Linked DNA regions of Mus musculus: region 2 is linked to region 1. Evidence: chromatin contacts called from ENCODE Hi-C data. All regions are on one chromosome and are shown on one strand. The core of a region is the stretch at or near the end of the contact, and the rest is flanking DNA. Distances in the headings are between cores, read along the strand shown.

Region 1 (5,564 bases), core at 1,370-3,869:
CACAGAGACAGACAGACAGACAGAGACAGAAAGACAGAAAGAGAGTGTTTGTGTGCCTTTTAGGCTGGCTGGAGGAAAACTTGGATACTAAACATGACAAAGGACATTCCAGGATTAGCCATGGCGAGGTTTCCCTCGCTCCTCTGCAGGGGCTGACCTAGAGCAACGCACGTCTGAACTACTCTCATGCCCCCAAAACAGTTCCCGTGCCTTGGAACAACACACATGGTTTGGAGTGGGGTTGTCAGATAAAGTCCAGTCAATTCTCATTTGCAGTTAATTTGTCTGTTTGTTCCTTTGCTTATTGCTTTTGAAAAGTCTCACGTAGTCTAGCCTGGCTTCAAACTCACTCTATCACCATAAATGGCCTTGATCCCCCTGCCTCAGCCATCCCAGTGCTGGATTATAGGCAAATACCACCACCCAGACTCTAAGACATTTTTAAATGATTGATTGATTGATTGATTGATTTTATGAGCATTGGTGTTTTGCCTGCATGTATTTCTGTGTGAGGATGTCAGATGCCCTGGAACTGGAGTTACAAACAGTTGTGAGCCACCATGTGGGTGCTGGGAACTGGGCCAGGGTCCTTTGGAAGAGCATCCAATGCTCTTAACCTCTGAACCATCTTTCCAGCCCCAGATTCTGATAATTTTTTAATAAGGTTTTTGGTACTTGGTTACTATCGTCCCTGTGGCCCATGGTTATTACTGACAGTGTCATTATAATTTGTGCTATTACTGTACTCTGAATAAATTTATTCTTGCTTCTATAGGAACAAATGAGTTGTTTTAGTTTTGTTTTGTTTTGTTTTGTTTTGTTTTGTTTTGGGGTGTGTGTGTGTGTGTGTGTGTGTAATATGGCATGGGATGTCCCTCTCCTGAAAATTGTTTATTCAAAAATCAAATCTGATTAAGTATTTGACTCTATTTTGTTTTGGGTTTTGGTTTTTAGTTTGGGTTTTGTTTTAGGGAGTTTTTTGTATAGCCTTTGCTGTCCTAGAGCTAACTCTGTAGACCAGGCTGGCCTCCAATTCACAGAGATCAACCTTAAAGGCTTGAACCACCACTGCCCAGTAACTCTGTATTTTGATTTGCTAAGTCAAACTTAGCAAACACTGGTATATGGCATACAGTAGGAACCCTAACCCCAGACAAAAATAAAAGGTGAAAGGTAGTTTTGAACACACAGGCAGTTGTACTGAGATCAATAGCTAAAAGGGGATTTTATAATAAAGTCCCTTGTAATATAATTAATCACATTTAAAAATATGCATATATATGTGTGTATATATATATGTGTGTGTATATATATATATATATATATATAACAAAAATCTCAGGGTTGGGGAGATGACTCCATAGTTAATAATGCCTGATGCTCTTACAGAGAACCTGTACCCCAGCACCCACATCTGGTGGCTCAGAAATCCAGCTTCCGACATGCTGTGGCCTCTGTGGTGGCTTGCACACTTAACGGCATATACACACAAAGACACACATACATGTAAATAAAATAACTTTTTTGGGGGTGGGGGAGGGTCGAGACAGGGTTTCTCTGTATAGCCCTGGCTGTCCTAAAACTCACTTTGTAGACCAGGCTGGCCTCGAACTCAGAAATCCACCTGCCTCTTCCTCCCGAGTGCTGGGATTAAAGGTGTGTGCCACCACGCCCGGCTATAAAATAACTTTTAAATACATCTCAAACACCCTGTTGACAGCCACTATAGCATAAAGTTGAGCCTAGACCAACTTGGCACTTATAGAGAGACTTAAATATATTTTTTCTTTAATGTTCATTGGTGTTTTGCCTGCATGTGTGTCTGTGTAAGGGTGTCAGAAACCCTGGAACTGGAGTTACAGTTATGAGCTGCCATGTGGTTGCTGGGAATTGAACCCAGGTCCTCTAGAAGAGCAGTCAGTGCTCTTAACCGCTAATCCATCGCTCCAGCTCAAGGGAGATTTCTCTGTCCAGTGGAATCAAGTGGGAAAAGAGTCGCTGAAGTAGCACAGCCTTGACCCTTATTCCCCCTTAGGTGGAAAGTTCATGTACAATTACAAGTACAATTCGCTGGAACAAGGACAATGTGAACGAACACCCAATACAACAATGGCAAGTCGTTTACACAGTTGCCTTCTTTGATCGTTAAGATAGGAAGAGCCTGCCATCATCATCATTTTTAAGGCTCCTGAAATTGCAGCGGGGAACTTGGTCAATAACACAGTGACTACAAATGACTGAACAAGCCCATCTTAGGCTTCACTTGCCAGACGACAGTTTCTGGTTAGTTCACACACGTTGGTACAACTCATCAGAACCGTTCACATTCTTATGTACCTGCTTACAAAGACACTGCTGTACCTGTACAAATCCTAAATAGAGCCAATCTCCTCCAAAGAATTGAGCAAGTGTGTGTGGCCCAAGGCGGTGCTACCTCTTGAACCCGCCCACTTAACACCTCCCTTTACTGCATCAGGAATACTGATCTCAACTTCCATAACTCCTAAGAACTGGAGGAGTAAGCACTGAAAACTACAACTCCCAAGCTCCCTAGCCCGTACACTCTACGGGACCGGTCGGCGCACAGCTTCTGGGACTTGTGGTTCTATGAAGAAACCGGTCGGCTAGGTCCCAAGGACTCCGTATCCCAGCATGCCGAGAAGCCGGAAGGCAAGCGCTCAGAGGGCGTACTGCCGCGGCCGCCGGCGGGGGCGCGCAGGCGCGGCGCCCCTGTTTGTCGGCCCCGGAGAGGGGAGGAGGTACCGTCAAGCCAAAACCCTAGCCCAGCCGGAGCTAAACGGGCTTGACTTGGGCCGGAACGAGGCACCAGTTCCCCGCAGATCGCAGAGTCTCAGAGTGGATGGAGGAAGCCTAGCCTTGAGATTAACGCTAGCCTGGCCGCTGGGCCGACGGAACCCGCAGGCAGGCGAGCCCAAGCTACCCAGGGCCTAACGACAGGTCCCCGGCAAGAAGACTTTCTCCTCGCTTTGGAACTACAACCGGATCAAACCGGAACCAGAGCCTTCCCACGGAACAGAAGCCAGTGAAGTAGCCGGGCCCGGGCCTCCCGTCGGGGCCGAACTGGGACGAGGCCCCGGGGAGGCCCCTAGGCCACCTTCCACACATTCCCTTAAGCCAACGTCCGCCAGGAAGATGCAACGCGCCCTACCTGGTGCCCGCCAACATCTGGGGGCCATCCTGGCCAGCGCCAGCGTGGTGGTGAAGGCACTGTGCGCCGTGGTACTGTTTCTCTACCTGCTTTCCTTCGCTGTGGACACGGGCTGCCTGGCCGTCACCCCAGGCTACCTTTTCCCACCCAACTTCTGGATCTGGACCCTGGCCACCCACGGGCTCATGGAACAGCACGTGTGGGACGTGGCCATTAGCCTGGCCACAGTGGTTGTGGCCGGGCGATTACTGGAGCCCCTCTGGGGAGCCTTGGAGCTGCTCATCTTCTTCTCGGTGGTGAATGTGTCAGTGGGGCTTCTGGGGGCCCTCGCCTACCTCCTCACCTACATGGCTTCCTTCAACTTGGTTTACCTGTTCACTATTCGTATCCACGGCGCCCTGGGTTTCCTAGGTGGTGTTCTGGTAGCCCTCAAGCAAACTATGGGAGACTGTGTGGTTCTGCGAGTGCCCCAGGTCCGCGTCAGCGTCGTTCCCATGCTGTTGCTGGCGTTGCTGCTACTCCTCCGGTTGGCCACGCTGCTCCAGAGCCCAGCCCTGGCTTCCTACGGCTTTGGGCTGCTATCCAGTTGGGTGTATCTTCGCTTCTATCAGCGCCATAGCCGGGGCCGAGGGGACATGGCTGACCATTTTGCTTTTGCCACCTTCTTCCCGGAGATCCTGCAACCGGTGGTGGGGCTGCTAGCGAACTTGGTGCACGGCCTCCTGGTGAAAGTAAAGATATGCCAGAAGACAGTGAAGCGCTACGATGTGGGAGCGCCGTCGTCCATCACTATCAGCCTCCCAGGCACAGACCCTCAAGATGCGGAGCGCAGAAGGTACTGGGAACTTCTCTAAAATCTTGGTAGCTAGACTGTTGGTGTGGCCACATAACCAGCCATTGAGATGTTTGCTCTATATAGGCTGGAGAGCTACAGGCAGGTGTTGGGAGCGGCTTCAGAAAAGGGATTCAGGTCTTGGCCTCGAGGGAACTGAATGTGTAGGTTTCTGGACTCTGTGTACCTCACAACTCGGACCACTAAACCTGGCTACAGAATGCCCAGTTACCTTTGGTCTTGCCTCAGAATTTCCAAATTCTAAGCACTGGTCCAGTGATAGACAGAAACTGTGGCTCTTTTCTCCTGTGATGGGAAATGGGGAAGGAGGTCTTTGTCCTTAAGTCTTTCCCTTCTTAATGTAGGATGATTGGGGTATTACTAAATTTACCCCAATCACCAACGGAGACAGGTTGTGTGCCTCACTGCGAGAGCCTCCTGACCACACCAGGCAGGTCAGAGACCTCTGCATCACCTGCTCAAGTGCAGCATCAGTAATCTCACTGCATTATTCACTGAACACGTTAGCCAAGGCAGGAGAATGCTCTTTGAATTCAGGTCTTACTTTCTGAGACCTATGGACTCTCTACAGTGTTCCCAGCTCCCAGGAGACCCAGTGTCCAGTGTTCTTCCTGAGACTGTTGAGGAAGTTTCTCGCCAACCTTATTCCTTAGCATTTATCACGGGCTCCTGCTTTTGCTCCCCTGTGAAAGGGGTTCCTGACCTCAGGGGAAGAATTCTCTCAGCTCATTCCCCACTGAGGCTCTATAGCTGAGTGTAGCCTCCTTCCTTGAAGGAGTTAGCAGCTGGCAGGTGTGGGAACACAGCCAGGCCATGCTGCAGGCCTAAGTTTGGGCACTACAGCTTGAGTTTTTGGGGAGTGTCCTAAAGACCACTCCATCTTGACCTTACTTAGTAGAGGAAATGGGCTGGGGGCTGAGTTTTTAAGGACAAAGCTGTCCTTAGAGCTGTTCAGATGGGACTGGGCCAGAGCTTGCCCTTGCCCCAGTGAGAAGTCTTGAATTGTGACAGTTGACTGGTCATTCAGAAAGCCTCTCTCCAGGATCAAGAAAGTGGATAGAAAGCCGGGCATGGTGGTGCATGCCTTTAATCCCAGCACTCAGCAGAGGCAGGTGGATTTCTGAGTTCAAGGCCAGCCTGGTCTACAGAGTGAGCTCCAGGACAGCCAGGGCTATACAGAGAAACCCTGTCTCGAGAAAAAAAAAAAGTGGATAGAAAAGGAAGAGTGGGGACTGGCCCAGTCACATGGGGTGGGTGACAACTCCCAGACAACTGTCATGCAACTGCATGCCACTCTCGGACCCAAAGGGCTACAAGGAGGAAAGAGGATTCCACAAAGTGACTGCTGGCAAGGACATCTCCAAGAGTAGTCTGTGGAGTGACAGGGAAGACCTGCTACTGGGCTAGGCTGGAGCACATTAGTGTTTTCAGTGCCTGTATCCCTGCTGCTTTTCCTGTCTATTTTCTTGGCGTGGTAGAAATTTTAGATCTTAGAACGCCATAGGGTGGCGTGTCTGCCTGTAGCAGCAAAGAGGTAAGCCA
Region 2 (5,564 bases), core at 2,208-4,707, 2.3 Mb after region 1:
GATTCATGTTTGTAATGCCAGGATTTGGGAGCTAGAGGCAGGAGAATTGTTGCAAAGTTGAAGCCAGCCTGGGCTATATATAGCAAGATCCAGAGAAGGTAGGGCAAAATAAAAAGCAAAATGAAAAAGTCAGGTCAGTAGTCCCCAAACCTAGCTGTTTCAAATAATCTAGAGAATTTTTTAATTATATAAATCTCAGGTGGGACCCAAACTAACCCAGAGGACCAGAATGTCTAAGGAGAGGGCGGGGACTTCCTTTCCTTCTGAGGCAGGGTCTCTTGGGCTTACTGTATAGCCCAGGGTGACTTCAAATGCATTATTCTCCTAGTTCCCCCTTCTACCTCCCAAGTGCTCAGACTGCAGGTGGACGCCACTCTGCCTAATTCAAAACTGTGAACTTTTAAAACCTGCTTGTGGTGGACCATTCCTTTAGTGCAAGCACTACAGAGGCAGAGGTAGGTGAATTTCTGTGAGTTCTAGGCCAGCCTGCTTTACATAACTTCTAAAGGAGCCAGAACTCCATATCAAGACCCTTTGAAAAACAAAAACAAAACAAACCAACCCTTTTCTTTGAGCTGGATTGGGAAGGCAGCTCAGTGGAATGTAGAGTTTAGCATGTGACCTCCGATCAAATTAGCATGAAACAAAAACAATCTGTCTTTCCAAACTGTTAGCCACTTATCTGCTGAAATCAAACCATCTCTAATATATATGATGTGTGGGGAAAAAAAGCAAGACAGCTAGGTTGAGATAGTGTCTATATTATTTTTGTGTGACCCCAGTCTACATTGGAGATGGTGGCACATTCCTATAGTCCCTGCTCTTGGGAACAGGCATCCATAAAACCAGAGTTCAAAACTATTTTAGGCCATGAGGCCAGGGACTGGGATACAAGAAACTCTGTCTGAAAAGACTGTCCACCACAGCAGAGATGGCTCAGGGGTTAAGGGCAGGTACTGTTTCTACAGAGGACCCAAGTTCAACACCTAGCACAAATATCAGGTCGCTGTGAACTACCTGTAATGGGAGCTCTGAGGGATGGGACATGCATCTGGCTTTATCAGGCACTTGCACATACACAGACACACATATACATACATAAATAATAATAAAAACTCTTAAAAATAAACTCACCCTCAGTACCACTAACAAGCAACAAATATGAAGAACACTGAAATAGCAGCTCTGCTTACTCAGGGCCAGAAAGTTTGTGGCCTTGTACAAGCTCCCTTGCAACTTCGTTTACAAGAGAAAACCTTTAAGAGAAATAAGCAAGCCAACTCATATCGTGTTACTTCAATTTTGTTTGATCTTTACACATTGATGGGGCAGTGGTTGTGCGCACTTTTAATCCTAGTACTAAGGAAGCAGAGGCAGGGGGATTTCTGAGTTCGAGGCCAGCCTGGTCTACAGAGTGAGTTCCAGGACAGCCAGGGCGATACAGAGAAACCCTGTCTCGAAAAATAAAGATCAGGTTTGGCTCACAGGCATCTTCACCTGTTGAGACATCTTATCAGCTCCAAGACTTTTTTTTTAATGTTGTTGTTGCTTAGGTTTGTTGTTGTTGTTGTTTTCTTTTCTTTTCTTTTCTTTTTTTTGTTTTTTTGTTTTTTTGTTTTTTTTTTTTGTTTTTTGGTTTTTCGAGACAGGGTTTCTCTGTATAGCCCTGGCTGTCCTGGAACTCACTTTGTAGACCAGGCTGGCCTCGAACTCAGAAATCCGCCTGCCTCTGCCTCTCGAGTGCTGGGACTAAAGGAGTGCGCCACCACGCCCCGCTTTACATTTTTTTTTTTTTTTTTTTTTTGGTGTTGCTTGTTTTTTGAGAAGGGCCTTAAGTAGCCCCACCTGGCCTAGAACTCCCTGTGCAGCTGAAGGTGACTTTAAATTTCTGCTTCCAACTCCCACATTCTGTAGTTGCAGGTATTTCTCACCTTCCCCAGCTCAAATTACATCCTTTGAGCAATGTAACTGGGGAAGCTCAATGGGGGTAGGGTGGGATGTAGCTTACTTAGAAGTGTTTACCTAACAAGCACAAAACTAAGTTCAGTGGTGAACTGGGAGATCAAATTCAAGGCCATCCTTGACTATAGAGAGTCCAAAGCCAGCCTGACTGCACGGGACCCTGTCTCAAAAGAAAAATATATGGAATCACAAATATGGCCATAGTGAAGATACTTAAGAAGCCCATAACCATGTCTTGTGATATAATGGTTATTCATCTAAATAGTGAATAAAGTAACTACCTTCCCTTCACTCTGGTCCCTCCTGGAATTATTTTTGTGATGTAAGACTTGTAAAGATTAAGTACACTAGTAGAGTTATCACACATGAAACACTGTCATGTACATAAACACTAAATGTTGCCTAGTACTTTTACAGTGATTTGAATGGCTCCCATGGGCTCATATGATTGAATGCTTGATCCCCAACTGTTTGGGAGGGATTTTAGAGAAGGTGTGGCCTTGTTGGAACAGGTGTGTAGATGGGAGTGGGTTTTGAGTTCTTAAAAACCCACACCAGGCAAAGTCTCTCTCTCTCTCTCTCTCTCTCTCTCTCTCTCTCTCTCTCTCTCTCTCTCTCTCTTCCTCCCTCCCTCCCTCCCTCCCTCCCTCCCTCTCCCTCTTCCTTTCTCCATCCCACCTCCCCCCACCCCCTTCTCTCTGCTTGCTATCTGTGGATCATAGCTCTCAACTACTCCTGTTTCAGCCCGGGCTATTAAAAAAAAAAGTCCCTATTTCAAAAATTAATTAAATTAATTAATCAGAGTCTGGAGCAGGAATGGTGGCACATGCCTTTAATTTCAGCATTCGAGAGGCAGAGACAGAGGCAGATCGATCTGAATTCGAGGCCAGACTGGTCTACAGAGCGGGTTCGAGGACAGCTAGGGCTACACAGAGAAACCCAGTCTCGAAAAAGAAAAAAAGAAAGACAAAATCAGAGCCTGAAGTCCTGTGAAGGAAAAGAGGGATCCAGGATCCATGGTACTGTACCACACAGTTAGAGAAGAGCCAACGCCTGGTCCAGATGGCCTTCCCTAGTCTCTCTGTCTCCTAAAAAAAAAAAAAAAAAAAAAAAAAAAAAAAAAAAAAGTGCACAGCACTATGCTCAGTAGCTCAGACAGGTGTGTAGCACACGCTGTAGGAACTACACTACCCAGCATGCAACTGAAAAAGAGCGGGGCCTTTCGGTAGGGACTAGCGCCCCCACAGAAAGTTTCATTGACTCCTTTCTCATTTCAGCCACCTCCCAACTCTTCAGGCTTCGCCCCCACCGAGAGAGGGCGTGACCTCGAGGAGGCCCACGAGACGCTTCCTCCTTTCCTTCTCATTGGTCCGGCTCAGCTGTCATTCGGGAGCGAGGAGAAGTTTGCTTCCTGATTGGTGAATTCCGTTTGGCGCCAACTAGGAAAGGGGCGGGGCGGCGGCTATCCTGAGTGTGCAGCAATTAACGCTAAGGCCACTTTGGTGGTGAGGGAAGTGAAGGTTCCTTCTCTGCGAGCCGGCTACGGAGCAAGGAGGGAGAAAAAAAGTGAGGCGAGTTAGTCGGAGCGGTGGTCTCAAGACTCTTCCTCCACGGAGTTTGTTTGGATTTAATCTTGAGGTTGCAGGCGCCCGCCCGCCTGCGGGCCTCGCGGGACAGAGAGGGAAGCACCGGTGCTTGTGCCTGGCGCCTGCCGAGTCCCCTACGCTCGCCGGTCCGCGCCGCTGCCCGTGGCGGCCGCGTCTCTGAACCGCGGGGTCGTGTTTGTGTTTGACCCGCGGGCGCTGGTGGCGTGGCACGCGGCTGAAGCCGGTGCCAGCGGGGCGGGGCCCGGCGCAGCGGAGGCGGAGGAAGACGGAGCGGGAGTCCGGGCAGGCCCGGCGGCGCCATGGAACTGGGCCCGGAGCCCCCCCACCGCCGCCGCCTGTTCTTCGCTTGCAGCCCCACGCCTGCGCCGCAGCCCACGGGGAAGATGCTGTTTGGCGCGTCAGCTGCTGGCGGACTGTCCCCTGTCACCAACCTGACGGTCACCATGGACCAGCTGGAAGGACTGGGCAGGTGAGAGACCAGCGAGCGATGCCCCAGGCCGCTGGCCTCTGGTCGGCCCTCGGGATGATCCAGCAGGAAACAGAGTCTGTCCACTTGGTTCTGATGCTCCGACCCGGAATGGCCTGGCTAGGGCCCGCCATGTGCACCCTCCCTCCCGGGCGGAATGTTGGGCGGGAGAGGCCGTTCGGATAGTCCAGGGCTATCCTCAGCCAAGAGCCAGACCGCGGAGATCGAGGAAGCCTGCTGGGCATCCTGTCTTGTTCACCCCTTTCAGATTTCTCTCTACGCTGTCTCTATTCCAGAAAAGTCTTTGGAATCTACCCTTATGGGGGTTGGGAGGGAGGGTGAGAATGGGTCCTCCTAGGCCCTCTTTGCTGAACCACCCGCGCCGGATCTTAGTTTCCTGTAAGCTTTGTTCCTTCTCAACAAAGGGACGTGGCATTTTCTTTTCTTGCATTTGTGTAAAATCTATGCAGCCACCTGGCCGGCACGTTTCTTGTATCTACCCATCTACTACCTTTTTTAAGCTATCACTTTTTACCTAACTTTTCCATATTGGAAATCTTCGAGGACTTTGTAGTCCTACACCACTATCACTAACAAAAATGCTTAACACTATTTTTAGTGAAGTTGCTTTTCCTTCGATGTTGGGTATTTCGCCTCCTAAACTTGTCTTACAACTTTTGCAAACCCTGAAAAGCTGGGACTCCTGGCCTAGTCACCTTTGCCCTTACTCCTGGCTCACTCAGAACCTCAGACTGAGGCTCTCCTTTAAGGAAACCCAGCCCTTGCCACAGGCCTGTCTGACAATGTGGCCCAAGGCCAAACCACTCACTCCTTTCTTTGTTTAAATGCCAACTGGGGTATTCTGGGTGGCCAAGTGGGGTGTCCTTGGCTTGGTCTCTCAAAGATGGTTTGTGGCAGCCTGGCTACTTCGTGGCCTGTATGTCACCTTTTTTTTAATCATGTGCTAGAAATTGCTCATGTGGAGGTGCCTCTCTTGGTTTCAGTGACTGTGAGAAAATGGAAGTGAGAAATAACAGCAGTCTACAGAGAATGGGCTCCTCAGAATCGACCGATTCAGGTATTGCCATTACTGTTCATGTGTGTCTATGTATGTGCTCGTGTGTGTTTAGATCAGAAGGCATCAGAGCCGCTGGAGCTGGAGTTACAGGCCATTGTGAGCTGCCTGATATGGCTGCTGGGAACTGAATTTGTCCCCTCTACAGGAGCACCAAGTGCTACTAACCACTAAGCCACTTATTTTTAAGAATTTAATTAAATCAATTTATTTATTTTGAGACAGGGTCTCACCATGTAGATCACATTGGCCTCTTGCCTCTTGAGTGCTGTGGTTAAAGGCATGGGCCACCATCCATCCCCCTGACCACTCCAGGTGTCCGTTCAGCCTTCACATTCATCTGGAGTCAGCCATTCGGGAAGCATCTTGCCTAGGAATTTAATTGGCAACAGTACACATAGAAATTGTGGTGTGGTGTGGTGTGGTGTGAAGTGACAAACACCCTTTAGTAGAG

What was found. Hi-C counts contacts between places; a loop is a spot of excess contacts on that map.
Region 2: a map of T-helper 1 cell shows a loop between it and region 1 (6-fold over the local background). The contact joins the promoter of Cdc25a here to the promoter of Tmem115 in region 1. A Hi-C loop is called at or near these places in 3 of 37 maps with a recorded cell type or tissue (T-helper 1 cell, T-helper 17 cell and heart).

What each region holds. Positions count from the first base shown.
Region 1 is chr9:107,531,326-107,536,889 of GRCm38, forward strand. It overlaps Tmem115 (transmembrane protein 115), which reads left to right and starts at 2,620. Exons shown (of 2, transcript NM_019704.2): 1 at 2,620-4,004. The coding sequence starts at 3,154.
Region 2 is chr9:109,872,122-109,877,685 of GRCm38, forward strand. Cdc25a (cell division cycle 25A) reads left to right here and starts at 3,458. Exons shown (of 15, transcript NM_007658.3): 1 at 3,458-4,038; 2 at 5,040-5,113. The coding sequence starts at 3,869.